2 separate regions of the Homo sapiens genome follow, and region 1 is linked to region 2. The links are chromatin loops, found by intact Hi-C in ENCODE. Cell type or tissue: endothelial cell of umbilical vein. All regions are shown on one strand. Links, peaks and the distances in the headings refer to the core of each region. The heading gives the core; the rest is flanking DNA. Region 1 overlaps SDCCAG8 (SHH signaling and ciliogenesis regulator SDCCAG8). Region 2 holds the start of MIR4677 (microRNA 4677).

The links. Peaks named below come from ENCODE experiments on the same cell type or tissue, not always from the same donor. Only the 100,000 strongest peaks of a DNase experiment are listed, where the experiment ranks them.
Region 1: it touches region 2 in a loop (9-fold over the local background); 10 of 110 quality-filtered maps call a loop at or near these places.

Annotation. Positions count from the first base shown.
Region 1 is chr1:243,464,101-243,480,738 of GRCh38, forward strand. The region is part of intron 16 of SDCCAG8 (SHH signaling and ciliogenesis regulator SDCCAG8); the gene reads left to right. Among named protein-coding and RNA genes, the nearest start is that of MIR4677, 130 kb to the left of the region's middle. RefSeq lists silencers at 11,713-11,886, 11,907-12,201. In endothelial cell of umbilical vein, for the core only: no CTCF peak of the experiment used is centred there; DNase peaks (open chromatin) are centred at 8,481 and 9,521; H3K4me3 peaks cover 462 bases; H3K27ac peaks cover 1,381 bases.
Region 2 is chr1:243,334,010-243,350,647 of GRCh38, forward strand. It overlaps SDCCAG8 (SHH signaling and ciliogenesis regulator SDCCAG8), which reads left to right. Exons shown (of 18, transcript NM_006642.5): 11 at 7,030-7,164; 12 at 10,206-10,322. It overlaps MIR4677 (microRNA 4677), which reads left to right and starts at 12,167; the gene lies at 12,167-12,246. In endothelial cell of umbilical vein, for the core only: a CTCF peak has its summit at 10,133 (motif pointing right); DNase peaks (open chromatin) are centred at 7,242, 10,132 and 11,462.

The sequences.
Region 1 (16,638 bases), core at 5,331-13,330, 130 kb after region 2:
ACAATTAACATGGCCCTGTTTGACACCTGATCCTAAAAGTGATTTTTGTAAATTAGAGTTTGAAGCATGTGGTGGCATTGGTGGTGCTTTTTCTGAATGTTGTTCACTTAGGTTTTCCAGTTACACGAATTGTTTTCGGGGAGCTTACACACCTGTTCCCATCCTCTGGGGTGGGCTAGTTGCTATGTTATGAACCTTAACCTTTGCATATACCTCTGTTTTATTCATGGGAGGTCACAACTTGGTAATTCTGTCTAGTATTCAAGCAGATTATTACAAGTGCTTAGAAGACTAATATAGTTAGCATTTGATTTGAAAGGGACAAAGACCAGTTAATAGTTTTCTGTAACTATACTTAATATTTCATCAGGCAAGTAAGGTTGCTGCCACTTAGTTAACTGGGATGCCAAGGAATTGCTAAAAAAAATCAAATTAATACACATTATTACACATATTTACACACATTGAACTATTTCAAACCAGTATTGCTGGAATAAAGACAAAATAATACTGTGTATTTACATAACACCATAACACCTTTCATCAGAAAAATCTCAAGCCTTCGCAGACTAACTAAGCTGCACAACACCGTGTGAGGTGTGTAGGAAGTAAGATAGGACAATAAACAAGAAGTCGATGGAGGGAAAAGGCAGGCAGGCAGGCAAGCATGCTTGCATAGGGTGAGTGAGACTCCTTCCTGCTGGATGACCCACTGGCATTCAAGTCCTGGTCACCCCATCGTGAGGATACCTAGATTGAAAGCTCCAGTACATGTCACAGGTGATTACAGACTTGAGTATTCTTCTGTGTGTTGTTTTTCCATTCTAATGTCTGTATTTTAATTGAATCGACTGGACAAAGATACAGCATTCCACCTCTACTGGACTGTAACAGTGACTCCCAGTGTGATCAATCATTTGATCATTGTTTCACTTTCCCTAGGGCCAACTAAATACAGTTTCCTTTATTTTTCCTTAGCTAGAATTTTTTTACTAAAGTGTGACAGTTTATTCTCTAGAAATGCCTAGAGATGGCTGGGTACATGCTAGTCCATGGAAAAGGCATGGGTGAGTCATGGTCTCTTTTGGGAGGGTCGGGGCTGGTGGGAACAAATTCCTGCCCAAGCCTGCTTCAGTGGCTGCCATGCCCAACACCTCCCATGATAGGCCTGGCCTGGCACTGTGAGCAGAGAGAGCTGACCAGGCCTTCTGTGGAGCATCTGAGACAGGCCTGGAGCTGGAGGCAGTAGCGAGCCAGGAGAACCAGCGTGAAGAACACAGGAACAGCAACAGGCCAATGGGAGTCGTGAATTTGGCTTTTCGAATTTTGGAAGAGCATACATTAACATCTTTAAATCAATTTTGAATGTACTATGTTCTATTGGATATTCAAAAAGTTTAGTCCTGAAACTTAGTACTCATTCAGTTATCCCATGCAAAGGATTTATTCACCTCATCCTTTGAGAAAAAAGAATTTTCTGTATGTTAGTCTTTCACACAGCCTCTGTTTCGGCTTAACCTTTCAGATTTTCAGATAATTTAGGTGTCACAGATACCCATGATAGGATCGTTTTTCAGACACTATAATTTAAATGTCTCTGAAATGTAATAAACAGAGCTTTGTCTGGGTTTTGGAAATGATGTTTTCTTCCCAAACAGCTGTTCATTTGTATTAACACTTTTTTCTGTCTCTAACAGAAAGGCAGCATTTCTTTTTTATGTATAATCTCATCGGCCTTTTCATCATGTTAACTGTGTCCAGCGTATTGTTGTGGTATTATTTTTAATATCCTGGTGTACCACAGGCAGATGACTAGCATGACCTCAGGGCTTTCTGAAGAGAAGATACCGCTCATTTTTCCATAGCCTATTCTAGGGCAGACTCTCACTCTCTATCTTAGTGGGGCTGGCTAATTTCATTACCTATTCAATTCATCTGAGACCATTTTGGTAAAAGCGTTGAAATAGCAATGCGCTATGAGCTAGTCTTTGCTCCTGTATTCAACTGGCAAAGCAAAGGACTTTGGTTTTCATTTTGGGGGCCCCAGTTAACACCCAAAGGATGGCAATTTATGAGGCCCTGATGAAGATGGTGAGAACTGGCATTTGATATATATCAATATTTGATTTATTTGATATATGTGATCTTCTAACAACCTTGTGATGTATATAGGAGAAGTATTGTTAAAATTAAATTTTACTTTGAAGGAATTCAGGCCTAGAGAGGCTAAATGTCACAGATTCCCATGGCTGGTAGGCTGGGCCTCATACCCTTTCCTACTTAATGCCTCTGAGATTCACTAGAGAGAAGAGTAGTTAACAGTGCAGGTTCTGAACTCAGACAGTTTAAGTTCAAATCCTGTCTCTACTATTTCTGTGCTATGCGATTTTAGGGCAAGCTACTTAACATGGGAGTAAACTTCTTCATCTGTAAAATTATGACAGTCGTGCTACCTGTGTCACAGTCTTCTCTCAAGGATTGAATGAGTTATTACACAGAAATGTTAAGAACAGTGCAGGGCACATAGTAAGTACTCAACAAACATTAGCTAGGTGAATTGTTTAAAGTGTCCAGCACAGGAAGCAGCCTGTAATAGGAAATGAGCCTGTATTATGCCTGGGAGGTGATGTTACACAGGTCCTATCGAGAGTAGACAAGCTGACTAAGGAAGGTGCTCAAGTCCAGCAGGGAAAGTTCATTCTGCCCGTACTGTTACCAAAGTTAGAATATGACAATACTTCTGTTTTTGCGGTACAACCCGGGACTATTGCAGCCTATTAAATTAATGAGAGGCAGATAATTGACAGTGTCTCCCACTGGGGAACCAGGTCTCACTCTGGGTGGAGCAGTTAATATGCAGGTCTCCACTCTGGAGGGATAGGAGTGCTGCTTCCTCATGCTGCATTCCAGAATCCTTTCTAGATGCCTTCAAGATTTATACCCTTAAAGTTGGAAACCTGGGGGGCACCTTGTGCCCAAACAGCGCTAAATTCCAGGTAACACATCTCCATTCACAACCTATTGTGCGTAGACCCTCCTGGACACTGCTATTGACCGTTGACTGATTATGTGATCAAAGATTGATGAATCTGGAAGCACTGGAGGGATAGCAAAGGCTTTCATTTTTTTGTTTGTCTTTTTAAATCCTGTTCCATGTTCCACTTTGAACTGGATTGAAGTCAGCAGTGAAATCAGGAGTGTGGAAGCTGTGGTACCAGAGGAGAGAACCAGTGAGAGAGACTTGGCTTATAGCAATCAGTCCAGCTCCAGTCAGATAAAGGAGACACCAGTGAGGGAGTGAACAGAATGGTAGAGAACAACCCAGCTGAGATTCCAGCATCCTTTTCTTCTATCATCAGATACAAGAGGAGAGTTCACAAGAGAAGCCCAGTGGCTTTATTCGGAGAGAGTTGTCTGGTTAAGCACATATGTGCACCGCAAATCCACATTTGAGATCCACCCGTTTACATTTCTTCATATCAGCATCTGATCAGGAACCTCCAAATGTTCTAGCATCCTTTGCAAATAATTTTGATTTGGAAGGCTTCTCTGGATAGTTCATTTTTACTGAAAGACTATTCTCTTGATAAGAAATTTCTGACAATTTTAGTTATGTTAAATCAGATTCCACATATATAATGACAGCTTTGTTGGTGTGTATTTGTGTGTGAAGCATTGAAACGCATGTCACGTCCTGCCATCTTATAAAGAACACTGCCTTAATTTTTAACTATGCTGTAGGGAGCACCCAGTGTTCATACACATGTATGAGTGTATGTCAACATACATAGGATGATTGAACCATGAACTCTGTAAAGTTTGGTAGCATACACAGAAATTTGGTAAGGACAAGGATTTTTGTGCTACAAAACTTCCTTATCAAATGCCCAGTAGCTCTACGTGAGTTCCACCCAAGGACCTTGTTGTATGGACAAAAGGGCACAGGATTTTCCAGCCGTTGCTGCAATAATAGGTTTAGAAGACAGACCTGGGATTGTGTTCCAGCTTTACCACTTACTACCCCTGTGAACTTAGGCAAGATATTGTAGCATCTCTTAGCCTCAGTTTCCCTGTCCATAAAATGAGGATCATAATATTATCAATAATACCTTCTTCAAAGGTTTTTTTTTTTTTTTGAGACGGAGTCAGCTGTGTCACCCAGGCTGAAGTGCAGTGGCATGATCTTGGCTCACTGCAACCTCCGCCTCCCGGGTTCAAGCAATTCTCTTGTCTCAGTGTCCCGAGTAGCTGGGACTACAGACGTCCACCATCATGCCTGGCTAATTTTTGTATTTTTAGTAGAGATGGGGTTTCACCATATTGGTCAGGCTGGTCTCGAACTCCTGACCTCAGGTGATCCACCCGCCTCAGCCTCCCAAAGTCCTGGGATTACAGGCATGAGCCACCGTACCTGGCCTGATGTTAAGATTTTAAAATGCGGCCAGGTGCAATGGCTCATACCTGTAAACTCGGTGCTTTGGGAGACCAAGGTGGGAGGATCACTTGAGCCCAGGAGTTTGAGGCTGCAGTGAGCTGTGATCATGCCAGTGCACTCCAGCCTGCATGACAGAGGAAGACCCTGTCTCTAAAAGAATTAATTAATAAAAATAAAATGGCTGACAAAGCATTTAGTACAGTAACTGCACATAGAAAGAGCTCAATACATATTGTTTATTGCTTTTGCTATTTTTATTATTGAATCACAATTACCTCATTCATTAGATAGAAGAAATACTTCCTACATAACAGAGCTGGGTTTCAGAGTTGACTGAGCTAACGTATGTGAAAAGTACTTCGTATATGCTCTGAAGCACCCTGTGAAAATAATAATGATTGTATGTTTATTTACTGAGGATCTACTAAGCACCAGTCACTTTATATACTCTCCAATTCTCATAACAATCTTGTGAGAGACATAGTATGATTTTATAGAGCAAATGAAAGGATAGGCTTACAAGGATTTGCTTAGGATCATGCTCAGATTTCGACCCAGATCTATTTTAAATTCAGATTTATCCTTCTACAAAGCCACATATCAATGATGATAACCTTGAGAATTGCTAATAATAGTTTCTTGACTTTATTAACGGTCGAATTGGACTCATATTATCTAGTTTAGGCTGATTTGTCATTTTTTTGAGTAGTATAGCATCCATGGCATGCTTTTTTTGTTAAAATGTATGATTTTGATGAAATGCACTTAATACATCCTCACTCACAAACTTGTATATGTAGCTACCTACAAAAGATATTTGTACCACTAAGCCCTTGGCTATGAAGGCAGTTCCAAATAAAAGAACATGTCAGCAGAGTCCTAGGCAATGGCAGTGTGGTTGAAATATACATGCTGTCCTCAAGGTGAATAATTTGAAGGGCATACTTTTTTGAGTGGATAAATTCTGATTTTTATTATAATTTTCAGTGCTTTTTCAGTCACTCCTCATGTTTTTACATTTCAGTTACATGAATTTTCATTCATATTGTGGATTACAAGTAAACTGAATTTACAATTTGATGCCCCTGCCTGCATACTAATGATAACTAGCTTATTGCTCACCAGCTCACAGTGATCTGCTCAGATTGGCATATTGGACCCTGGGCATATTCATGAGGTAATGTATCTGCCTGCGAGTGCATGTGTGCATCTGGAACCTAGCGTATTGTAAGGAGATAGGCATGGCCTTTTCAGTTTGGTCCCTTCCTAGCTACAGGGCTTTGCGAAAGTGTTGGTTTTTTTTTTTTTTTTTTTTTAGTCTTCTAAGCCTCAGTCTCCTCATCTATTAAACTGGAATAATAATACCTATCTCTCAGAGTTTCTTGGCAAGTAAAGGGGTACTTCAGATAACATGCCCCATACTCAAAATATGTAACTCCCCTTTCCACCCTTCTTTGTTACCAAAAAAAAAAAAGTATAGCAACAGTAGAATATTTGCTTTGTTTTTTCACTGGATCATAGTTCCACACACAAGAAAAACCATGTCTGGTTAACAACACAAGGTCTAAACAGATTTACAAGGAGATCAGATGCTTCGCCTTTCACCTGACTGAGATGAAGCCACCAACGAGGCTGTCCCATGTGTGCAGTGCCTTCTGCCCAGATGTGGCGCAAGTGCTCCAGCTGCCCCGACGGGGCTGGGGCCTCAGAATCCCCCTCACTCCGCCTTTTGGGTTTTTGCTCCTAAAGCATCCTGGCCGTCATCACTCACATGTGCTCACCAGGTTTCGTTTCTAGTTCAGAGGAAACCCATACTTTTCACCTGTGTCTTTTGATCCCTGGCCTGATGGAATATTTTTCTAATGCCCCCACTTTTCCCAACTGCTCTAAGTTACAAATGGCCAGATTTCAGTCATTAGGAGAGTAGAATTTTTTTTTCCTTTTCCTTTTTTTTTTTTTCTTTTTTTTGCAGCCTGTCTCACTGGGGGCTGGATTCCAAGGAAGCAGCCCGTGCACTCACAGGCCAGGGGAGCCAGGATTTCAACGGTGTCAACAATCTTTGCTCATCACACCAAAAAAGCCCTGTGTCGGTGCCGACTCATTAGCATACAGCCGTGCTGTGCTTGCTAACAAAGCAGGCTCTGGGTATCTGCTAGTTTCTCAGCTTGTCTGTCTTCCTTGACCGAAAAGAAGAGAAGAAATAGATTCAGGCAAGGGTGCTGTCCCCCTCCTGTGGCAAGACAGCATCACAAGGATTCCCAGAGAGAGCGAGCTTTGAAGTGATTTTAAAGTCACCATCCTTGGGAGAAAGGAGACTGTCCACCCTTTGTTTTTCTCATCTTCTTCTATAGCATCAACAAGCAAAAGAAAAATCGCTATGTTCTCTAGTTAAAAATGATCGAGCCCTGAATACTTCCTGGTCATCTCTTTCATAGTTGTTGTTGTTAGAGTGCATAAGAAGAAATATCTGTATAGGCAGAGGTACACAAGCATGCTCTCCCCTCAGTCTGTCTCTCGATCCCTCTTTTGTTGGGGGATGGAGGGAAGAAGAAACGTACAAGCAGATGTGCTGCTAGATCTACAGGCTTCTGCCAACCATATGGCATCTTAAGGAAAGATGGTTGGAGCGTCTGGATTAGCAGAGTCGGGATGGGAAGCCATGTGTCGTGTTGGTACAGGCAGTTGTTTGAGCTCTCTCTAAATGGCTTCAGGAGATTGTGTAATGGAACAAATGGTCCTGCGAGCCCAGGAACAGCCTTGCCGCTGCTGGAGAGGCAATTGGCCCTCGGGCGGGTACTGCTTCCCTTTTTTCCCCCAGTATTATGTATTCTTCATTTAATGTTCTTCGAACTCTGAGACTTGACTCGGAACTTTTCAACTTATTACGCTCGTGGGTTCTGTCTGCCTCTGTGTCTGCCTGAACTCTACTCTGTCCCTAATCTGGTAATTAATAATGCCCCAGTCCTCTTCTGTGTCCTCTCCCTCGGCCCTCCACGGGGGGTCCAGGCTCAGCAGGCCAGCTTTTCGTGCCTCTTGACAAAGGCCTTTTCGGAGGAGGCTGCCCTGCTATCAGGGGTTGGGGGGTGGAGGGAGGATGATGTATCCACCCATCAGAATTCCCAGAAGCCTCAGGAGATGGAAAATCTTTCATTTCTTAATGAGTTAACTGGGAGTTTTACGTCGTCCTAGGTGTTAAGCACATGAGAAATATGTAGCATCACTATTTTGGACCTCATGTGTGGCATTAAAAAAAATTATTCTAATTTCATACTAGTGAAAGCATTGGACTATTAGGTCACAGGTGCCATTTACTCAGCAATTTGAGACCTCAGGATTCTACTCTCTAATACATAATTTAAATACTGTATGAATATACTGTAAATTGGAGAACTGAAACACTGTGAGGCTGGCAACACATGGGCAGTATTTCAACTGTGGTCAGGTTCTCAGGCCATTCTTATTTTGGGAGGCTGGAGGCGGGAGAAGCAGTGAGACCTCACAACTAGAACAGATCTGGTGAGTTTCTTCTCATAGGAAGGCTCTTTGGACATTTCAGCTGCCTTTTAGGGCAAACAGATCTTGTTTTGTTGATGTTTCAGGGTCATGGCACATGCAGTGCAGTGTCTTTAGCTGCTGATATAGTTAGGTCTGCCTCCTCTCTGGGGTAGATAACAAAGCCTGAGGCTCCAGGTGTGTCATACATTGTGCTTAATGGAAGATAAAATGGCTAGTTGATTCAGTCAAAGAACCTGTCCATTTATCTGACTAAATCATCAAACCAGTTTGAATTAAGTCATCAGCTTGAGTCCCTGAGAGTAGCTGGTCAGTACCTGGTGGGCATTTTTGTTTGTTTGTCTGTTTCTAAGTCCAGGGCTGGAGAAAGAGGTCAGTACCTGGTCTGTGCTGCACACCATGGGGGCAGAGTGCCCTTCCTCCTTTCTCACAGGCAATGACCCCAAAAACGGAAGCAAGTAAGAAATGCAGCATCCAGGTTAAAAATGAATTCACTTATGGTCAGCTGTGTCCAGGCTGAAAATGAGTCACCTATGGTCAACTGTGGGAAATAGGAAGCTGTCATGCCTACTGCAGCTTCCCTCAAAGGTACTTCGAGCAATGAAAATACATTCTAATTTATTTGCTGTGGAACAATGCAAAGGCTTCCTCAAAAAAAGAAATGAAACCTGGAGAATGTGTGACTGAACTCCAGCAGGAGAACAGGACACAAGTCTAGAAATCTCAAGTGTCTTCAAACTGTTATTATTTTTATGGATTTGTGACTCCAGCAAACAACTTTTACTATCTTAAACAAGGTCATCTGAAAATCACTTGAAGATTGTTACCAAATTCCTTCATAAATATTTTCTACAAACATAAATGTCCACCAGAAATTTCAGATAAAGTACTATTTCTCCTGTGTCAATTCTTTGTATTTAAAATTTATCTCATATACCTAGGTTTTAAAACACGTTTTTAAATTTTCAGAACTCATTTCATGCTGAACATGTTAAGTGCTAGGATATTCTTACTTTGTCTTCCGAGTTTAGGATCTCTGCGGGGGTGTGGGGGGTGTGTCTGTAGAAAGCATAATTTTGATTGTTATCCACCAATTGGAAGAAATCCCTACTTTAATCTCTTTTACCTTCCAAGTGTACATGGTCCCAAATTTGTCAGTCTTAGAATTTCTTGAAACAATGCAATTAAACTGCAACATATTTCCTAACATTCTTAATTAAGACAGTGACTGAAAAATGTAGATTAACAGAAGTTACTGTTTTTATCAACATATTTTCTCTCTCTTTCCCGCCACCATCACATCCCCCTCCCCCTACCCCTTCTTGCTTTAAATGTCTGATGTCAGTTTCATCCACATGTACATTATGCACATGGCACTGAAGAAACAAAGTAAAAAATTCTCTTTTAATTCTGAGCTGCATGCCCAGCGCCACATGCACTGTCTGTTACATGTCGCTTCTTATGAGGTTCATGCTGGGAAGTTTCTTTTTAAAGGCGAAGTGTTTCTGAAGGAAAGAGTTCAGGTTGGGCAGATTGTGTTAGAAAAATCTCACTGTCTCCGAGTGGAATTAATATACTGATTATTCTGTGCAGGCTCAAACTGGCAGCGTGTGCAAAAGTTCAAGAGTGTCTGGGAATTGAAATATGGAGGAGAAAGCGGGAGAGTGAGCAGAGACAAAGAATTGGAAGTAGGGCTCAGAAGTGAAACTAAACGGTAACTTTGTAAAGAGAGGAAGGGAATTCAAGTCTGAACAACTGTCATGAAGCAGTACTTACTGAAAATATTTTTATGGAATCAGGAAGCTCCATTTTCCATGGCACTTTTTAGGAGGGGTCTTACAAATGAGTTTGGTTATTGGAGGAGAGTTGCCGGCGGGGGGGGGGGGGGGGGCCGGGGGAGTACTTCTTTGAGTTCTCAAGATCCTTGCCAGTTTCAATTAAGTCACATGAGAAGCTTAATCACTAACATAGAAATGTAAACGGGTTGCAGTATTTCTTTGGCCTATTAGCCAAGATTTTTTTTTTCCTGTTTATTAAAATTTGAGTCCTTCATGATCACTGACAAACAATGATTCATTGGTTTACAAATAAGGAATTAAAAGGTAAGAAAAGCAAATGCAATCACGCAGCACCTTTCCCATCGCGGGGAAATCAACCTTTTTACTCATTGCCTCTCAGGGGAAAGAACTTGGGACGTGAGCATGGAGTTAATGAAGCTTTCACCCATCTCCTCCTCTCAACCGTCATCCCGGTTTAATCCTCTCCTTCTGCCAAAGTCCAGAGGCCCTGCGAGCCCCCGTGGAGTCGCCTGAGCCAGATGCTCCGCACCCAGCCTCCCCAAGCCCCGGCCGGCTGCCCTCCAGGTGCGGGCTCCAGGCCCTCTCGCGCGGCTTCGGGACTCGGCCGAGCCCGGGCCTAGTATCCAGAGTCGAAGCAGCCGCCGGGAGGTCTGGGTGGGCAGGGAGGCCGAGAGGACGGTGCACCGCCCGGCAGCGCTGAGACCTGGCCGCCTAGGCCACCCTGCCCGGCGAGGGAGAGGGGTGTCTCCTGCCTGGAGCGCTCCGCGGTGGCCCGAGAGCAGGTGCTGGCGTGCGGGAGGCGCACGTGGAGCCCTGCGGTCTGTTCCACCTGCAGAGGCACAATTGCCCAGCGTGGGGTGGAAGGCAGGCTGGGAGCTCCCGGGACGCGGCGTGGCAGCGCAGGGCTCGGCTAGATGCGCTCCTCCTCGGACTGGTTGAGTAAGGGAGGAGGCTCGTCCTGAACGTGCACAGCCGCTCCTAACTCCGTCAACGGAATTTCACTCAACTCCGAGACTGAAGCATTTTATTGGCAGCATTTAGAATCGGGGAAAAATCTACCTTCTGTTTAGCAGTTGCTCTTTTCTGAAGCAGAAAATTATCTCTAGGGATGACTTAGTAATAGGGTACCCCATTGCCATGTGGGTCAGGGATTGGGGGAATGTCCGGATCCTGCCAATGCACCTCTGTAAAAGGTGGCATTCAGCCTGGGAGGAGAGGAGCTGGCAGGGCAGGCCGCCCCCAGACACGCACAGGCCCAAGCTCTGTCCTGCAGCCCCTCCCGGACACGCACAGGCCCTGAGCCCTGTCCTACAGCCCCTCTCCTGTTGTCATTTGCTATCAGGGCAGTTCTACCGCCGCCACTAAGCTTTGCTTCTCCCAACACAACCAAGAGACGGACATATAGCAGTGAATACTGTCTGGATGGTTTAGCATGTCTGGGGCGGGGGTCTTTCTATTGCCTGCAGGGGTTTCCGAGTCTACCCAGCAGGTGCTCACCAGGAGTGGGGGCTGTGACTGGGACCCATGGCCTGTGGTGTGAGGGGTGAGGGGCCACTGTGTACTGTAACCGGGAGCAGCCTGGAAGAAGGCCCCTGCTCCCCCTTCCCTCCGGCGCCTCTTACTCAGGAAATCTTAATGTGGGAAGGATGTGTATGGGGCTCCATAAGCAACACTGACCCAGTCCTGGGGAGAGACAAACCCCTCGTCCGCTCTCAGATCATCCTCAGAGATCCTCTGGGGCCTCTGAGTTGAATCCCAGGCTCTCCCCTGCTTTCGCGAGGACCCAAGGCTTATGCACACAGAGGGTTTCTGGTTGGAACACCTAAAAGTTGATTGATGACAGAGAGATGGTGCTAAACTGGCATATTGCAAAGCAATCTTGGTATTTGTTCTTTGTCACCTTCCTCAAGGCTCAAGGTGCTTTTTGGGCTAAAATGGGGCATTCTGTGAACGTGTGCTACTTTTGAAAAATAGAGGAAGGGGTGTTGGAAGCCTAGACTGGTTCTCTTGCCACTCCTCAAAAAGCAAAATTTTGCAGCCCAAATATTAAAAATTGACTCCGCGTATTCCTTCTCCCCCACAGTGGCACACAACTGGGCAGGCTCCATCTCGTCTGCTGCTGGAACCCACTAGAAACCAAATGAGCCCTCCAGCAGGCCTAATCACTCTGATCTGTCATGGACCTTCTAGCTGGAAGAGTTATGCCATCATATTATCCCAACACTCATCAGTGTGTGGAGGACCCCCTTTTACTGAATGATTTATTGCTCTTTGCAGAATTCCTTTGGCTGCAGATTTTATTTCTGAGTCACTCTGTTCAGCTCAATTGGTCGCCTTCAGTTACCGTGGCAACCAGCAGATGGGGTTCTTTGACAAGGGTCAGCGGGGAGGCTGCCTTGGTTTGGACAGAAGAGGAGCTAAATAAAAAGCTTTCAGCATTGACGGTTCCGTAGCGGACGGCCAGGAGTTGTTATCAAATTACTTGCATTAAAACCTAATTAAGATGTGTGCCAATAAGTGGGCTGTAGTGATTGAATCTGGTTACTTAGCTGCTGTGGGCCCAATCTTATGCCATCACACCTCTGTGGCTAGTTTGACTATCCCAAGAATGGTCAAATATGAAGGAAATTGAGGAAGACCTCACCACAGTGTGGAACGTGACATACTCTGGGACCACACCAGGAGGGTTTTAGTCTCTGGGAGCACCAGAAAGTCCCCATTCAAACAGAAACTTCCTGAAAACACAGCAGTGTGCCCCCCAAACCCAAGATGGCAACTGAACAGGACCTCCATGCGTCTGATAGTTCCATGTCTTCCGTTAAGACTATTGGTAATTCAGTTGCAAATAGCATTCAACAAAATAAAACTGGCTTGTAATCACTCTGGGTTAAAGAAGTCTAAATAGAGACATGCCAACTAAGTATGAAGGATCTTTTCTGGAGTGGGAAGAAAGGAACATTATTGGGCCAGTCAACAAGATTAGAATCCAATTCAGTAGGTTAGATGAAGCTATTAGATCAATATGAAATTGACTGTAGTTGGTAATATACTGTGGTTCTGTAAGAGAATGCCTTTATCCTTAGGAAATACACACTGTAGCATATAAGATAAAAGGGCAATGGTGCATGCAGCTTACTGTCAACTGGTTCTGTACACACACACACACACACACACACACACACACACAGAGAGAAAGGCAGGAGAGCGTAATCAATCAGATGGGGCAAAATTATTACAGTAGGTGAATTTGAATAAAGGGTATGTTGGTATTCTCTGTAATATTCTTGCAACTTTTTATAAGTTTGACATTATTTCCAAATAAACCCATTTTTAAGGACGGCTTTAGGGTGAGGTAGGGTACAGTGTGCGTGGCAGTGTGGGTTTTCCTGCTGGTGCTTCTGTATGGCCTTGAGCCACATGCAGCATAGATACTACTCTGCAAAGATTCTGATTTTCAACAATTTCCATTCCTCTGTCCCATTTCCTTTGCACAGTGGGGCTATCCTCACCATTAGTCTGTTCTTGCTTGAGACAAAGCTGATTAAGGTAACTCTTACTTCAGGCAGATGGTCTTCTAGGTTCTTCAAAGTCTAAGATTCATAACGTGTCAACTCCTGTTTCATGGTGTCAGGATCCTTTATTCATGCCCAGTCTTCCAAAGGTATTACAAACTCAGCCTTGGTTCGATAGCACTTGTATTTTAAGAAGGTTACAAGGTAGTGATTCAACAGATCTAATTGCCCTAAGATGAAGCTGTGCCTCCTTTTTGGTAGAAGCACTGTTTGAAGAAGTTGGTCTTTGAAGAGCCTCGGTGATATTGTCAGAGGCTTTAGGTTCCTGTCAGAGGCAGCTGTGCTGGAGCTTGAAGAGCTGAAAGTGTCCCCTTGGCCATGGGCCCATTCACTGGGGGCCAGTGTGGCACTGTGGGCTTCCCAACATGGTCTTCCAAGCTTCTGGCCTCTTTTGCATCCTTTGTGCCAACACCAGTCTGTGGATGAGATCAATGTGGCTCAGAGTGTGGTTTCCAGAGTACGGTCCTCAAACTGTTACTGGTCTGGGATGAGGCAAGAACTGAAATTGAGTCAGAAATTTTCAAAACAATCAAACACTGCTTCCTCCTTTTTATTGTACTCCACAAAACCATTAGTCTACAATAGATTGGAAATTTTAAAAGAATTAAAATCAAGTCTGGTTCTCCTCACTGAGCTCATTGGGGAATCCCTGGCCTAGGGATTTCCCTCTTCTCCCGCCCCCAGGCCTCGGAAAATGAACTGGTGTCAGCTGCTGCCCAGAAGGTTACCCAGCGTGTTCTCTCTCTCAGGGTCCTTCCCTTAAATTCTCAAGTTTGACATGGAATAGAAGAATGTCGGGCGTTTCAAAAAAGGATTTTGAGATGCTGCAAAGCTCACTGGATTTAGAGTCAAGAGATGTGGGCTCTAGCGCCAGATTTACTACAGACAGGCTGCCTGACCTTGGGCAAGTCACTTATACTTTCTTGGCTTCACCATAATGGGCTGAACTGAATGTTCTCTAAGGTGCCTCTCAGCCCTAACATAATATGATTCTTTTCATGAGAAGAGCAGGACTTGATCCCCCCATCACTTGGGGGCATCCCCAAGGAGCCCCCTGTTCTTCCTCTGCAGGCAGCCAAGGCTAATTAGGAATCTGAGAGAATGAGCCAGGAAAGGGGCAGTACAGGACATACATTCTCTTCATTGAAGGTGGTACCCCCTCCCCACTGCACGATCCTCAGGAAGAATTCCTTTATTGAAACCATTATTGAATAGGGTAGATTTAGGCACGGGAAATGTAAACAGCAAACCAGCCACTAAAAGTGCGTTAATGTCACGCCTGTAATCCCAGCACTTTGGGAAGCTGAGGTGGGCGGATCATGAGATCAAGAGATCGAGACCATCCTGGCCAACGTGGTTAAACCCCAACTCCACTGAAAATAAAAAAAATTAGCTGAGCGTGGTGGTGTGTGCCTGTAGTCCCAGCTACTCGGGAGGCTGAGGCAGGAGAATCATTTGAACCCGGGAGGCGGAGGTTGCAGTGGGCCGAGGTTGTGCCACTGCACTCCAGCCTGGCCACAGAGTGAGACTCTGTCTCAAAAAAAAAAAAAAAAAAAAAGAAAGTGCCTTAATGTTCTGAGCAAGGATAATGGGCTAGAGCGTGTTCCGGAAGCCTCAGCACACTGCTTGTTCTCACTGATAGGACCTCGTTCACGAGATGGAATTATGTAAAATGCCGCAGCAATGGTTAAGTGTTGGAACAAAGTAATACAGCTTTACATTAACATGGTTTATTCACTAGAATTAATGACCTAGAGCAGTAATTGCATTTTCAAAACTTCAGCTTGCTGACTAGGTGTATTGCTATGTAAATAGCTAGCGATATTTGAAGATAGGAACACAGTAAAATCTGTAAAGTAATAGGATTGTAGAAATATGGAGCTGGAGGAGAATGTAGTCATCTTCTAGCCCCGAGGCTGGCAAACTTTAAAAGGTCAGGTAATAAATATTGTAGGCTCCATGGCCATATGTTCTCTGTCGCAGCTACTCGGCCGTTATGGTGCAAAAGCAGCCATAGACAAAACGTGAATGAATGGGCATGGCTGGGTTTCAATGAAAGTTTATTTAGGGGCGCTGCAAGTTGAATTTCATGCAGTGTTCACATATTATACTCCTTTTGATTTTTAAAAATCATTTTAAAATGTAAAAATCACTCTCAATTGGCAGATCATACAGAAACAGGCAGTGGCCTGTAGTCTGAAGTTTGCCGACCTCACTTCTAGTTTTCTCCTCTCATTTCACATGTGAGGAAACTGAGATTCAAAGTGATCACAGGATTTACTTAAGTTCTCATGACTGACGCCAGAGTATTTTAGGAGCAGACTAGGAGAGTTTTCATGTAGACAGTTGGTTGTTTTGATGATGAAAATTGAAGCCACACAAAAATTATTCTCCAGAAGAACTCATTTCGTATGTGTGATTAATACTGTGAATTAGAATGTACCAGTGGTTCTCATGCTTAAGAATTCATCAGAGTCATCCAGGGGCCTTATTAAAACACATGCTGCTGGGCCCCACCCTCAGAGTTGATGGTTCAGGTCTGGAGATCTTATTTTCTCCATTTTACAAATGGAGAACCTGAGGTTGAGAGAGATACTCAGTCTCAGGCTTAAGGTAAAATAGCTAGCTTGTGATGTCCCCCATTTCCAAGTTCAGCACTCATAGGATTAGGATTAGAGCTATAAGTAATCATCAAGCAGAGAGGCAGGGCTGCAGTTTTGTTTAGAGAGATCCTTCTAGTCTAGCTGTTGCGGGGAGTATGGATTCCAGGGGGCCGTGTGGAAGCACACAACTCTATGAGAAGGCTGTGCAGGAACCTGGATGTGAAGTGCTGGCAGCTGGACTTCAAGAGTGAAGGTCATGGAATGGATGGGTGGATGGATGAGTGGGATGGATGGATGGGTGGGATGGATGGATGGATAGGTGGGATGGATGGGTGGGTGGGATGGATGGATGGGTGGATGGATGGATGGATAGGTGGGATGGATGGGTGGGTGGGATGGGTGGATGGGTGGATGGGTGGGATGGATGAATGGGGGATGGATGGATGGATGGATGGATGGATGGATGGGTGGGATGGATGGATGGATAGGTGGGATGGGTGGGATGGATGGATGGATGGGTGGATGGATGGATGGATAGGTGGGATGGATGGGTGGGTGGGATGGATGGGTGGATGGGTGGGATGGATGGATGGATGGGTGGTATGGATGGATGGGTGTGATGGATGGATGGATGGGTGGGATGGATGGATGGATGGGTGGGATGGATGGATGGGTGGGATGGATGGATGGATGGATGGGTGGGATGGATGAATGGG
Region 2 (16,638 bases), core at 5,433-13,432:
TTCCACCTCCTATCCCAGTGGATCCACTATTTATCCAGTTATCCAGCACAGAAATCTTGTCACCCTTTTCTCCCCCGTCTTTCTCACCCCACACATCTCATCATCACCAGGCTCTAAGACTTAAGCCCCTGAGCATTTACATTGCCTTGTCTCTCTATCCTACTGCTACCATATCTCATCCTTGGATGGTTCCTATAGCCCCTGTGGTGTCCTTGCCTCCAGTCTCACCTCCTTCCTATCTGTTCTCCAAACTGCAGCTGGGATGATCTTTCTCAATATGTCAGTCTCTTGCTTTAAAACTCCTTTCACGTCTCCCTGCAACCTTGAATAAAATTTAGGATCCTTTATCATAGCATGAAGACTCTACAATATTGTTCCTCTCTTTGGCTCTCCGGTCTTATGTTCCTTCATTTTTCTTCTTTGCACCCTCACCACACTGACCTACTTGTGCTTCCCCAAGCATGTACATATGCCTCTCTTCCATACTGTTTTTTCCAGTGCAGGATATTGCATGTGCTTTGCCCTCTGCCTAGAGGAGTCTTCCTCTGCCCTCTTTAACTGATTCTTCAGAGTTGTTTGTTTGTTTGTTTGTTTGTATTTGAGACAGGGTCTCACTCTGTCACCCAGGCTGGAGCTCAGTGGGGTGTTCACAGCTCACTTAGCCTCGACCACTTGAGCTCAGGTAATCCTCCCACCTCAGCTTCCCAGGTAGCTGGGACTAGAGAGGTGTGCCACCATGCCTGGCTAATTGTGTTTTTTATAGAGACAGGTTTTTGCCATGTTGCCCAGGCTGATCGCGAACTCCTGGGGTCAAGCAATGTACCCTCCTTGGCCACTCAACGTGCTAGGATTACAGGCGTGAGCCACTGCGCGTGGCCCAGAACTTTTCTTGGTACCACCTCGTCTCCGCGCCTCCCATAGCTGAATTGGGACCGTCTCCTGTGGGCTCCCATAGCTCACTTCATTACAAATTCATGTCGAATAGCTTGCCTCCCCTAGTTCAGTGAGTCCCTTGCATGTAACATCCTCAATGCCTGGCACATTCCTCTCATGTAAAATGTGCTCAGTATATATTAGATGAATGAAGGAATGAATTACAAGGAAAAGAAAAAAGTCCCTATGCCATTGGGAAGTTATGGCTAAAATGCTGAGAGTTCAGAGGATCAGAACTGATTGTCTGCAAGAGATCATGGAAGGCTTTGGGGAAAAAATGGCATTTTCGTTGAGCTTCCAAGAATAGATGGGGTTTAGAAACGCAGAGTATGGGGGAAGGAACGCCACCTGTAACCAATATGAATAAGACATGGAAGGGAGATGAAGTTGCGAATTGAGTGTTGTGTGAGAGAGAATGGTATCAATAGCAAACACCAGCTATTGTTCACGCCTAGGAAATTTGTATTTTTTGGTTGTTTGCTGGAAACCATTTGCCTTGCTGAGTAGTTCTACTGTGTAGAAGTATGTTGATGAGAATTCCTGATAAGAAAGGAAAAACGAAGGCTGAAGTGTGCCTGGCAGTATTCCAGGTGCCTTCATATGTAACAGAACCTCTCTTTTACTGACAGTTGTTTCATGAATAAAGGTGGTGACAGAAATGCAGCACATTTTTTATGTATCATTTATTTATTTATTTATTTTTAACTTTTAGATTCAAGGGAGTACATGTGCAGGTTTTTTACTTGTGTATATCGCATGATGCTGAGGTTTGGTTTACAAATTATCTTGTCACCCCCTACATAAGCATAGTACCCAATAGTTAGTTTTTCAACCCCTACCCCACTCCCTCCCTCTCCTCTCTAGTCATCCCCAGTTTCTGTTGTTGCTATCTTTATATCCGTGAGTACCTAATACTTAGCTCCCACTTGTGAGTGAGAACATGCAGTATTGGATTTTCTGTTCCTGCGTTAATTCACTTAGGACTACGGCCTCCACTTGCGTCCATGTTCCTGCCAAAGACCTGATTCCATTCTTTTTTATGGCTGCATAGTATTCAGTGGTGTATATGTACCACATTTTCTTTATCCAGTCCATTCTTGATGGGCACCTAGGTTGATTCCATGTCTTTGCTATTGTGAATGGTGCTACAATGAACATGTAAGTACATGTGTCTTTTTGGTAAGACAATTTGTTTTCTGTTGAATATATATCCAGTAATGGGATTTCTGGTAGAATGGTAGGTTCTAAGTTATTTGAGAAATTTCCAAACTGCTTTCCACTGTGGCTGAACTAATGTACATTCCACCAACAGAGCAGAAGTGTCCTTTTCTCTGCATGGTCTGTTGTTTTTTGAGTTTTGAATAACAGCCATTCTGACTGGTGTGAAATGGGATCTCATTGTGGTTTTGATTTGCATTTCTATGATGATTAGTGTTTTAGTCTGTTCTCGCACTGCTATAAAGAAATACCTGAAACTGGGTGATTTATAAAGAAAAGAGCTTTAATTGGCTCATGGTTCTGCAGGCTGAACGGGAAGAATGGCTGGGGAGGCCTCAGGAAACTTTCAGTCATGGTGGAAGGGAAGCAGGCATGTCTTCTGTGGTTGGAGCAGGAGGAAGAGAGAGCAGGGGGAAGCGCTACACACTTTTAAACAGCCAGATCTTGTAAGAACTCGCTATCATGAGAACAGCCAGGGGGAAACTGCCCCGACGATCCAATCACCTCCCACCAGGCCCCCCTCCAACATCGGGGATTACAGTGTGATGTGAGAGTTGGGCGGGGGCAGAAGTCCAAACCATATCATTCATGAGTGATCTTGAGCACTTTTTCATGTTTGTTGGCCATTTGTATGTATTCTTTTGAGAAGTGTCTGTTCATGTCTTTTGTTCATTTTTTAATGGGGTTGTTTTCTGCTTGTTCAATTGTTTACTTTCTTTATAGATTCTGGATATTAGGCCTTTGTCTGATACATAATTTGTGGGTACTTTCTCCCATTCTGTAGGTTGTCTGTTTACTCTGTTGATAGTTTCTTTTGCTGTGCAGAAGCTCTTTGGTGTAATTAGGTCCCACTTGTCAATTGGTGGGTTTTGTTGCAATTGCTTTTGAGAACTTAGTCATAAATTCTTTCCCAAGGCCCATGTAGGAAACACCCGGAATGGTGTTTCCTAGGTTTTCAGCTAGGATTTTTATAGTTTGATATCTTACATTTAAATCTTCAATTCATCTAGGGTCAATTTTTGTATATGGTAAAGGGTAAAAGCCCAGTTTCATTCTTCTGCATATGGCTAGCCAGCTATCCTAGCACCATTTATTGAATAGGGAATCCTTTCCCCATTGCACATTTTTGTCAAGTTTGTCAAAGATCAGATGGCTGTATGTGTGTGGCTTTATTTCTGGATCTCTATTCGATACAATACATATCTGAGCTAGAGTCATTGAAGTTGATTTTGTCCCTAGTAAGCCCTGGCTGACATTTGATCTCAAGATCCTGCTCTAAATAAAGATGTATGAATAAAGAGCTCACAGTGGTCCTAGCACTGAGGTCCCAGCTCTCACCAGGAAATGGCAGAAAGTGGTTTTGGAGTAAAAGGATTTAGAGTTGAATCCAGCTTGACCTTTCTGTGACCTTGAACAATTCACTTAACCTCTCTAAGTTTCAGAGGAGTAAATAAAGTTAATAATACATCAAGAATTGATAGGATTAAGTGAGATAATGTTTAGAAAATATCTAATATAATGTCTGACTTACCGTGGGCATTTAATAAATTTTAGCTTGTGGCTGTTGTTTTAGAGAAAGAGAGACGGAGCCTTCTTGGATAGATTTCTTGGCCCTTCATGTTAGTAAAAGCAGACAGACTTTTATATAAAGCCCAGCTTTACCTTTTACTTATTAGTTTGAATGAACTTGGGCAAGTTACTTAGTTTTCTGAATCTCATTTTTTCAAATGAAAATTAATTCCATATAATTCCTTCTCTAGGGGATTTAATTATTATTAGAGACAGGGTCTCACTGTGTCACATAGGCTGGAGTGCAGTGGTGTGATCATAGCTCATCGTATCCTCAAACTACTTGGCTCAAGCAATCCCCCTGCCTCAGCCTCCTAAGTAGCTAGGACTACAGGCGTGTGCCACCTTGCCTGGCTAACTAAAAAAAAAAATTGTAGAATTGGGGTCTCATTATGTTGCCCAGGCTGGTCTTGAACTCCTGGCAGTCCTCCTGCCTCAGCCTCCAAAAGCAGTAGGATTCCAAGCATGAGCCACAGTGCCCGGCCTTTCTAAGGGGATTTAAAGAGAGAATGCATATCACACTGCCTGGCCCAAGAACATAATGACTGACCAGTTAATCATAACATTGTAAGTGCTAGGCAGTTAAAGTTAGTGCTAGAACAAGAATCTCTGCTTTCCTAACTGTAGGAATACTTGTGAAACGTATAGATTTTCTTTCTTTCTATGTTTTTTTTATTCCTCCCTTACTTTTCTTTTTTTTTTTTTTAAATTCCATTTGTGTGGGAAGCTGTCGGAGAACAGATGCCTTCTACCTAGACAGGTTTGAATCATTCCCCATCAACAGTTCTTGCTGTGAGTTTGTGTGTTATCTTCAATAATGGTCCTTGGTGTTGCACTGAGCACTCAGCTTTGTTACTTCATTCAGTCATTGATCATTTATTTATTGAGCACCCCCTGAGGTCCACACGTTTTCTCAATTGCTTTCCTTGACAGTATCCATTGTTAAAATCCTTAATTCTTGTATCTCTTGCATAGGGAGTACAGCTTCATACCAGGTTCAATACACTAGGGACTGCTCTGCAGAAATTTCTATCAGCCTCTCCCAACCTGGGTGTCCTTGTCTCTTCCTTGCCCCTGTCAAAGTTTAAAGGACTCACCTGATGTCAACGTCCTGGACATCCAGCAGTGTTGCAGCTGTGTCTGTGTTACTTCTGGCTCTGCAACAGATGTGGATGGAGAAGCTCCTGCCGTGTAATGTTGACTTCCAGATGGTGGGTGGGGAGGAAAAGAAGGTGTGACAACAGGAGGGGAGACCTCAGAAAGTGGGGTGGGCGGCAGGAGGGAGCAGACAGCTAGTGGGCAGAGGACCTCAGAAAGTGGGGTGGGCGGCAGGAGGGAGCAGACAGCTAGTGGGCAGAGGACCTCAGAAAGTGGGGTGGGCGGCAGGAGGGAGCAGACAGCTAGTGGGCAGAGGAAGGGAATGATGGGTGGCAGAGGGAGGAATCCTAAGGAAGGGGAGAGATTTGTGACATGCCTTAGAAGAGAAATGGACTAGAATTTATAATTAGCAAAATAAATGTCGGTATATTTACTTCAAAAACCATACAATGTTGTTTACCATCAGTTATGTATGTCCACATAAATAAGTAAAATATGATTTTTAGTAGCTGGTAATTAAAGTTTGTTCCTGTCATATGGTTCCAGAAAAGCTATAATTACACATTCATAATATATATGCTCATGAACTCGAAATTTTAAATTGAAATGAAATTGATATTTTTGATGTTATATTTAACTTCTTTTCAACCTTAGTTTTATATTGTAATGTGCCCAAGAATATTTTTTAGTTTGTTATTAGTAAAGCTAATTGTATGTGAAAATTAGATTTGTAGACAATCCTTTGATGATAGGGATGTGTAAAAAACCATAAGTCAAATATGAAATTCTCCACTACCTTCAGAAAGTTAATTAATATATCTGCCTAAATTATTTTCATAGGGTCAACTTTAACTAGTTCTGTAGTTCGAAGGCAGACACCTATCTTCGTTTTATTGATGTCAGGTTCTTAATTTACTAAAACTTTGGTTCAATGTTGATTTTTATCATAGAATTTTAGTAATTGATTTAAGTTATAAAACTGAATTCACACCCATGTCAGCATACAATGGTAAGTTTCAAGCATCATTATTTAAAATGTGTCACCAGTTCTTGTTTTAACAGATAAAAATTGATAGGTATTCCTATATGTTCTGCTGCTTCTACATTTTAAAAACTGCCAGTACAGTATGACATTAAGAGCCTAGAAGAGTGACTTCCTGGAAAAGAACAAAACATAATTGGAAACCAGAAACTATAAAGGATAAATCTAAGATCTAGAAAGCATTTCTAATCTTGAGAAGAAAAACTGAGAACCTAATACCCATAGAGTCCATTGGAAAGCCATTTATTCTAAGTATTTACTCATTCATCAAATATTTGGTACCTCTTGAGGAACTTCTACTCTAATGAGGAAACAGACAACTAAAAACAGTGGGATGAGTACTGTGGTTGAGGTACACAGAGGTTGTGGTGTGATGGAGGTATATATACTGAGATTGTAGGAGCACATGCCATAGTGATATTCAAAATATTAATCTTTACAGTGTGGGAAACAGTGAGAGTGGACACAGGCTACAAACAACAGGCATGACTGTCTCAGTGCACACAAGCTGAATATCAACCCTGAACGTGGGAAGGGTCACCTATTTTGTGCTGGGAACTGGAGTCAAGGAAGACTTCCTAGAGGAGAGGAGATAATGGCTGAGCTGAAACCTACATGAGAAATGAGGGAGAACTAGATAATAGGGGGGCGGTTGGGGTTTTACCAACAAAGGGCACTGCACAGAGCCTCTTCTTTGTTGGTTTGCGGGAAGGGTAGTGGGAGCCATAGCAGACCAGTTGCTCTCTCTAAAGAACTTCCTCCTTAACTCTCCCCATCAGTCCTTTTATACCTTCCATGTGGAAGAAGGGTTTAAGAGTTGTATGCTTCTGTATCTCCTCTGAATTTATTTATGGCACTCTGTTTCATAACTTAATTGGGTGTTTGATAACTGTCACTTTAGGGTTTCAACCAAAACCTTGACTTTATCATCTTGTTATACATTTTTCAAAATGAGGTTAGAGATCAGGGGAATGAATAGGAGAGAAGTACATATTTCAGTTCACTGGGCATAGGTGAATAGAGGAAGGAGAAAAATGAACATACCCAATCCACAGAGAAATGGCTCACAGAGCCCAGTGACTATGCTGAGACGCTATTAATTCAAGAAAGTTTTAGTATTTGATTTGTCAAATGACATTATTGTTTAGGACTTTTATTTTCCCTTACAGATGTTGATCTTGTCTCAGAATATTGCCCAACTGGAGGCCCAGGTGGAAAAGGTTACAAAGGAAAAGATTTCAGCTATTAATCAACTGGAGGAAATTCAAAGCCAGCTGGCTTCTCGGGAAATGGATGTCACAAAGGTACAGAAAGAGATTTTAGTGTAATCGTTACTTAAGGAAATATTTCCTTTGAAAAATGTTTTCCTAATGTACAAAACTCTTACTGTTATCAGGAGGAAGTTTGGAGTAGAAAAGTTTTGTGATTTCAAGAATAATAAAAGGCCACCTAATGGTTACTCAGCAAACATTCAGTTACTACATGCAGCCCCTCAGTGGGTATTGCATGTGCAAGGATGAATTAGACACCAGTCATGGCCTTGAAGAGCTTAAGGGTTAAGTGGCAGAGACAGACTTACAAATAAATAAGAGTTATATTACTTTAATTATTGAATATTTGATAAACCTCATTTTTCTAAATTAATTAAGAGTGCTTTGTTTTTGCCGTAGATAGCATAAGGTTGGTGTTTACAATAATTGCCAAAGACATATATTGACAACTTAAAAGGTGTGCTTGACATAAAAAATCTTCCACTTCCTTTTCCTTTTCAGACTTGGTCATTAAAATAAAGATTCTAATACTACATGATCTTATTGGTGCTTAAATTTATACTTTAAAATACTACATTGTCTGTGCTATGGGCATCACTGGTTCGTGAATCAAGAACTAAAATGTTTAATGGTCTTTACTGGCAATGATTAAGATACATATTGTAAGAAATACTAGAAGTCCATCTAGATTTCAATAGTTAATTGCTTTAAAACTAAGAAACTAATAAAATCAATTTATTTTTTACCACTAAAAACACAGATAATTTGCTTAAAATACTCTTTGCATATTACCTTTTATTCTTCAATGGATTTTCCTAAATTTTGACATATTTGTAATGCCATTGTTGCTCTATAATTCAGTAATTAAAATTAATTTTAACATGTATTAGGAAAGGGAGCCATTTTACCCTTTTTCTTGAGTTTCTATAATTCTCCATTTGCTTTTAAAAATTCCTATTAGCTAATGTAGAAGTTTAAGAAGCTCAAATTTTTGTGTGGAGATAGGGTGGAAGTGAAGGAATTAGTTCAGAAGGATGGGAATACTTAACCTAGATTTATAGGTGAAAGCTATGATAAGACAGTTTTCAGTTGATAATAGAGAGGCAGCTTTCTGTTGAAATCAGTACAGCAGAGAGAGAGTTCTCTGTCTCAAGAACTAGCTGAAAGGACATATACATCAGAAGAGCGATTAGACTAAATCGCCTTGAAGTTGCTTCCAACGTGGAGATAACATAGTTCTGGTTCAATTTAATGTGTTAATTTATTTGAAATAGAATTTGAGTGCTGTGGATAAACATAGCAAATGCTGAACTGAAAGTAGTAAAGCAGGGAACTGTAGGAGTGAAATGAAGGGATAAAATAATTTTAAATAAGACCTGCTGCTTAAACAGTTTTTACATAACCAGCTTGTATTGGTGTTGGGTTTTAAACATCATGGTTGTATAATTATTATCTTCTGATGTTATCAGTTCGGGGTTTTATTCCATTTTATTCATAGACATAAATATTAATAGTGAACAATTGAGAAAGAAAATAAAGTATGGCTCCTCATTTTTTTCCTGTCACTCTGAATTTGTAATTTTTATTTAGGTTTAAAATTAATAGTTTTTATAAATTTATAATTTTTGAAATCGGAGGAATAAACTCTCTCACATTGAAGGCATTTGAACTTCCAATAGAATTTTTAATAACTTCATTATTGTTCTAGCTTTCTGAGGGCTACTAGGGAGAAGCCTGTTGACTTTTTCTTCTGTCTTGTCACTATAGCTTTTAAACATAGATTAATTTATTTTTAAAATTACTTTTAAGGTTCTGTTTTGTTTGTTTGGAGACAGGATCTTGTTGTATTGTGCAGGCTGGAGTGCAGTAGCTATTCACAGACACTACCACAGTACACTGCAGTCCTGAGCTCCTGGGCTGAAGCCATCCTTCTGCCTCAGCCTCCAGAGGAACTGGGACTACAGGCATGCGCTACCATACCCAGCTTAAATGCATATAGGTTTTATACCTTAGTCTATTCTAATACCTCAGTAATGATGAAACTGATTTCTAAAGTTTCCAAAATCATTATTTTTGGAGAAATACCAAATACTTGAAAAGTTCCAAGAAAGCATAACGGTGAGATAATATATTAAGAGCCATATATTTGTAAATTAGAAGCCAACTTAGCTGACTTGTACATTAATTGAACTTTCTATAGGTTCTCAGTTCTCTCAAAAGGCCCATAATTTGCTTGTTTAGATTTATCTGCTAATTACACTTTTCAAATATATTTCCATTTCTGTAGCAGTCCTAGATTCGAAAAAATAAATAAAACAAAGTTCTTAGTGTTAAGTATAGAGGATGATACACAACACTTTTAAGATACTATGTGTGTTCATTATTGGTGCCGTATTACAATTATTTCATTTAAATGCATATTTTCCTTTTATATTGAATGTTACAGTCATAAGTGCATAGTGTGCTTAGTTCCAGTCTATGGCTTTTGCCAGAAAATCTTCCTTAACTTGAATACCTCATATTGTGTATGATAAGATGACATCTGCAAACCTTGCAGTCAATACTGGATATTACAGACCTAGATATCAATAGTATATCTATCAGCAGACAAAAATTCCTTTATACATTTCCTTTTAAAGAGCATAACTGATGAAGTCTTTAAAAGAAAACTTTGTAATATAGAGTGAATATTTAACTGTATCAATGTGAATGAATAATAACATAGCTTAACATTTTAACTACTAACTTTACCTATTTAAAGGTTAGATGATAGTGCATTTTGGTTGATAATATGCAATTGAAACTGTTATATAAAATAATCTTGGGCACATTACTTAAATTCCTTAGTTATGCATTTATTTATCTGTAATTTCAAGTTGTTAGAATCAATAATCCCTGGTGTTGCTTCTGAATCTTAACAAGCTACGTTGAATAGTCTAATAGAAAATGGCATTCTTAGAAAAGTTTTGTTGTATTTTATCTATATGACCTCTAGGGGGCACCAAAAGATCTAATTGCAGGCATTGCCTGGTAGATTCCAGCAGGTAATCATCCAGTTTTTTACAATCTAACAGGTGTGTGGAGAAATGCGCTATCAGCTGAATAAAACCAACATGGAGAAGGATGAGGCAGAAAAGGAGCACAGAGAGTTCAGAGCAAAAACTAACAGGGATCTTGAAATTAAAGATCAGGTAAGAGAGGACACAGCATAATTGCAGCAATTATAGATATGAGTAACATTCTTTCTCAAGTTGATGTTGTTTTATTCCTAATTTATTTATTTGTATTGTTTCTAACTAATGGGATGATCCAGTTTACACTGTTAGGAAAATTTCTTTTATAGTTGCCTAAAATTATCACCTTTCACATGAATGGTGAGAATACAACAGCATGCATATAAAATTCCAATCTGACAGGTCATAAATATACATTTGGATATGTGTATCTATTACTTACAAAAGTAAAAAGAAATGTTCTAATGCACAGTTTGAACCTAAAATATACATACATAAAGTTCTTGAAAGATGCCAACTTGAATCCAATTTTAAATGAAAAAGTTTAAAATTCGTAAGATGAGATGAGTTGATATGTAAATATGTCAATCAAATTGATTGTTGGCAGAGTGAAACCAGTTTTAACTAAGATAACCATGAATACGTTTGTTCATGAAGCCTAAATACAGTGACATTAGAAATGTTAGTGGATAAAAGCTGCGTACTTTAATTTCAGTTTGAACAGATGTTTTATGTTATATCTTTATTGAGATGAAGTAGATAACTCCAATTTTAGTTGACAACATGGATAAAGTTTTTAGAGAGGCAGTTCTAATAGGCTGACTTTTGATTTTCTATTTTTATGTTACAGTACAGGACCTTGAAGGTTTTCATTCTTTGTATTCAATGAAAGCAGGTTGTTTATTCAATTAAAATAGTAAGACTGGGTTCTTAGTGTCAATATTTTAAAATAATTGTTTTAGAATTTAGAAGTAGGTCGCTCCAAATAAGTTTTTTTTCAAATATGTTTCTAGTTCGAGGTTTTTCATCATATTTTCCAACATATTTTCTCTTTTGAGCCAATGAAGTCTTTACAACAAATGATGCAAAGACAATTGGGAAAAGTATTGAAAATGAAAGTGATAATGAAGACTAGAACAAAAAGCTTTTCAAGTCATAACTGAAATCCTTAGTACTAAATTAAAATCCTGGCAACCAAAGTAAAATTCTGCTTTTGTACCACTATATTTGGTGTTGTAATGGGTTTTACATTTTCAGAAGACTTTTAATTATTAACATGTACAAATAATGAAACATTTTATTGCATCCAGTTGGGGGCGTGCCTGATAGTGGAATGGAAAATGCTTTCTGTCAGGGACTGAAGGCCTAGGTCTACTAAGTTTATCACAGATAACTTTTCTTTCCTGATATATTGTAATTTTTTAAAAAGGAATCAATATATTGGCATACTTTTGGCCTTTCGTATTATTCTACAGCATTCTGACAGCATAATATTTTGGACTAACTGCAAAAATACATCAGGAAAGAGTCTCAGTTATTTAAAATTCCATTATAATTTTCTAGAGGAAAAAAGATCAGGGACAATAGGAGTATAATATCACTTGTAAAGGAATAACTTGTTTAGAAGCATTTGCAATATTAGAAGTATTTGCAGTATTAAATCTCATTTTAATTAATCCGTGATGGTATGGAGGCTAAAGTTGCAGGATTTACAAGGAGCAGTTTTCATTTGTAAACGTTTTCTGATAATAGTGAAACAATAGTAGTTTTCATAATGACGTTTAGTGGTATGTTTTTAGATAGAGATGTGCCTTTTTAGGAGGTCACAGCTTTAGGAATAAAACCTCTGAACAGTTACAAGATGTTTGTGATGTGTTGTGAAGTGATGTGCTTGTTACCATTTTTTTTTCCCAGACGGAATGTGAGGAAATCTTATAGGTACTCTTTTTAACTGTTTTGTATTGAACAGACAGTTTCAGAAAAGAAGTCGTGGTGTCTCATTCCATGGATGATTTGGAGTAGCAAAGCAGCAATTGTTCTTTGGTCTTTCAGCCATGACCTGACCTTCTGTCTGTGAGACCAAAGAACTACTTTGCTTGGCCACCATCTGCACTCAAGAGAGAAATTTACATTTAACTTTTAAAAGCGGGGCATGTTGAGCATTTATCTGAAATACCTACAATAATATAAAGTAGATTAAATGTTTAAGTGTTGTGTATCTTACAATTCAGCATCACAAGCAGGCTATCTGTAGGTTTGCAAACAAGGTGTTCTTCATAATATAGTCATTTTATTCATATTTTAGTTCATCTGACCACTTGATACATTTTTAAAGTGGGTGGGAAACTGTGAGATTGGAATGTGTGAGAACAACAGCTTTTTTGATGTATACAAAATAGGGCAAATGGTTAACCACCAAAATAATTTTCCTTGTGACCTGAGCCTTGGCTCTGGCATAATTAGAAGGAAAGGTTAGGAGAGTAACAATGGCAGTCGCTTCCACCCACTTTCTTCTTTTCTTCTTTATATTGTGTCAGGAACCGATGGGCGGATTATCCTTCCCATCAACTCCTTTGTATCTCTTCAGCTTAGAGAATTCCTGTCAGCCTCAGAGGATGCTTCTTGCACCAGAAAAAGAGGCATTTGGTATGGAGGAGAATGTGAAATATGCTCTTTGATTTTTATGAGAAATTTTTTTAGGCAATGGTTATACACACACACACACTCGATCAGGGGAATTTAAAAACATGTATGAGGGTATAGGGAATATTGTAATGAGTCCTCACATTTCCATCACCTACACTCATCATTTTGCCCGTCCTCTTCCTCAGTCCTATTCCATCACTCATCATTTTGCCAGTCCCCTTCCTCAATCCTATTCCATCACTCATCATTTTGCCAGTCCTCCTCCTCAATCCTATTCCATCTATCTCACTTTTTTCTCTCTACTTCTGTCCTCATCGTCACCTTCATCTTCTTTGTCATGTTTTTTCTGCTCCACCTTCTCATCTTCATCTTCTTCTGTCTTCTTCCTCTACCTCTTTTTCTTCTTTTGCAGAAGTATTTTAAATGGATCTCAGACCTTATGTTATTTTACTCATAAATACCCATGTGGATCTATGAAGGATATTTTTACATACTATGTCATTATCATACCTAACAATGTTAACAATACTTCTTTAATATCAAATAACACCCAGCCTATATTCACATTTCTTTGTCTCAAAAATGTTGATTTTACAGTTGGTTTATTCAAATTAGGAGAACAAGTATGTTTTTGTATGTCCAATTTTCTGGTGTTACCCTTTTTAATAGGAAATAAACAGAACTCTTAGTAAAATTTCATCTTTCTTTGTTGTTGTCTGTTAAATTTTGTACATAATGTTTTGATTATGCTTTATTTTTATAAAATGCCTCATTGTCATTCTAAAGAGGTATAAATTAATCCTACAGCAAAGTATGTGAAGGAAATGGCTACCACGCAGCATTCCTGATAATCATATCCCAAAAGGAGCTTCCTCGCATCCGAAACCCCAAATTCAGCATTAATTTCACAGCCTTGTATTTAAGATTTGGACATGTTGCAGGAGGCCCTAACATGACAAGGATGAGCTGACCTGAAATGAGTGATGCAGAAATAGAGTTTTTTTGTCAACTTCCCTTTTGGTAAATTAATCTGAGAAGACGATTCTTTATAGCCGCTAACCTTTGATTAGGGCCCAGTGCAAAGTGAAAATACAGGACCCTTTTGTTCAGAAAGCAGGAAAGAAGTGATATTAAAAAGAACTAAAATATAAAACATTTTCCTTTCTTCTTCAGTCTCTCTCTCCTTGCCCCTCCTCCCTCACCAACCCAGGCTGGACATGCATTTTTTTTTTTTTTCTTTTTTTTTTTTTTTTAGGACGGAGTCTCCCTCTGTCGCCCAGGCTGGAGTGCAGTGGCGCGATCTCGGCTCACTGCAAGCTCCGCCTCCCGGGTTCATGCCATTCTCCCGCCTCAGCCTCCCGAGTAGCTGGGACCACAGGCGCCCACGACCACGCCCGGCTAATTTTTTTTTTTTTTTTTTTTTGTATTTTTAGTAGAGACGGGGTTTCGCCGTGTTAGCCAGGATGGTCTCGATCTCCTGACCTCTTGATCCGCCGGCCTCGGCCTCCCAAAGTGCTGGGATTACAGGCATGAGCCACCGCGCCCGGCCTGGGGCGGGAATTCTTACCTCCCTGTCCAGCTCTAAGATGGCAGGGATGGGCACACTTGACTCAATCCTCTCTAAACACACATTCAGGATTCTGCCAGGGGCAAAAGACACAGGAGAACACACACCTCCCCCAGTGACATACGCACCTCCCCCAGTGCCCTGGTCCCACCCTAGGTGGAGGGACCCACCCCAGCAGCAGGGCAGGGCGGGATAGAGGAAGCTGGAGAGGAGTATATTTCTGAGAACTGCGTAGGGCTGCAGTGAGGCAGTGGAAAGATGAGACCACATACAGGAGTTCAGTCTCCATTGTTCCATCAGAGTACACCTACAAAACACAATTCTAGCCGGGCGTGGTGGCTCACGCCTGTAATCCCAGCGCTTTGGGAGGCCGAGGTGGCGGATCACCTGAGGTCGGGAGTTTGAGACCAGCCTGACCAATATGGAGAAACCCCGTCTCTACTAAAAATACAAAAAAAAAAAAAAAAAATTAGCCGGACATGATGGCACATGCCTGTAATCCCAGCTACTCAGGAGGGTGAGGCAGGAGAATTGCTTGAACCCAGGAGGCGGACGTTGTGGTGAGCCGAGATCACGCCACTGCACTCCAGCCTGGGCAACAAGAGCGAAACCCTGTCTTGGATAAAAACAAAACAAACAAAACAAAAAAAAAAAAACACAATTCTAAGATACAATTGCTAATAATTTCAAGACATTGACCACAGAGTATTAAACTGCAAGTGTAAGGACCCTTCTGAACAGCACATGTGTGACTGCACTGATCACGTGCCCAAGAAACTGCCATAACCAGGGGGATGGGCAAATGGAGATTTTGCATACTAATATATGTGTATATATCCCCACTCACATATACAGACACATATGCATATTCAATATGCTAATGTGCCCAGTATTCATAAAAAAGTGTTAGCCAACTACAGCTCATAGGTCAAGTCTGGCCTGCTGTCTATGTTACAAATAAAGTTTTATTAGAACTCAGCCATACCTACTCATATATGTATCACCTATTGCTACTTCCTGCAACAACAGCAGAGTTGAGGAGTTGTGGTAGAGACCATATAGCCCACAAAGCCTAAAATATTTACTGTCTGACCCTTTACAGAAAAAGTTGCCAATCCCTACCTTGAGTATAGAAATACAACTGTATTTTTTAAGTTTCCTCTGACTTACTAGGATGCTGAGCTTTGAGTTTGAAGACCCATGTATCTTAAATAATAACAATGGTTTTAGAGTATTTTGCAGTATAACAAATGTGCCACATCTTTAGTCTCTTAAAAATCTAATGGCATTACTCAGCGAGTGTATCACTGATAATCATGGCATTTTCTTATTAGTGGCACATGACTTACTAGTGGCTTGGATGGGAGTGTAAATACCGTATGATTTTATATTTACAATTTTGTTTTTAGGTTGGTTCCAATTTTATTTTTCAGAGATAAGAAGGCTGATATAGAAAGCGTCTTTCTTTTTTTTTTTTTACCGGCATTGTATAAATTATAATTTTGGAGTTGTGGCTACTACTGAGTAGAAAACATCAAGTTTGAAATGACTTTAATGGAGCAATCAAAGCAAATATTCAGGGTGGGGTATCTCTGCAAAAGAAATAGATCCAAAAATTTTGGCTGGAAAAATGAGGGCAAAAAAGGATTTGAGGGTTGCTCATATCTACAGCAGTGATTCAGCACTTGGACACTGACATTAAGGATGGAGTGTAAGGACACAGGAATTATCGCCTAAATTCAGTTGAATTAACTAGACTGTTGGAAGAAGTGCATCTATATTGTATGGCTTTGTGTAAGGAGAAGAAGGCCTGCCTGCAAGCCCTAAAAGTCAGTCCTTTTTTCTTTCTTTTTTTTTTTGAGACGGAGTCTCATACTGTCGCCCAGGCTGGAGTGCAGTGGTGCAATCTCGGTTCACTGCAACCTCTGCCTCCCAGGTTCTAGCAATTCTCCTGCCTCAGCCTCCCAAGTAGCTGGGACTATGGGAGCACGCCACCACCCCCAGCTATTTTGTTGTTGTTGTTGTTTTTTAGTAGGGACAGGGTTTTACCGTGTTGCCCAGGCTGGTCTTGAACTCCTGAGCTCAGGCAATCCACCTGCCTCGGCCTCCCAAAGTGCTGGGATTACAGACGTGAGCCACTGCGCCCGGCCTATGTCAGTCCTTTTTAAAGTTAGAGAAATATAAAAGCAATAAAGAAAAGTTGAAGAATTGTACCTTTTACTTAGAGAAGACTTCAACATTGCTTCACATCTTCAAGGATTTGACAAATTATTTCAAGGA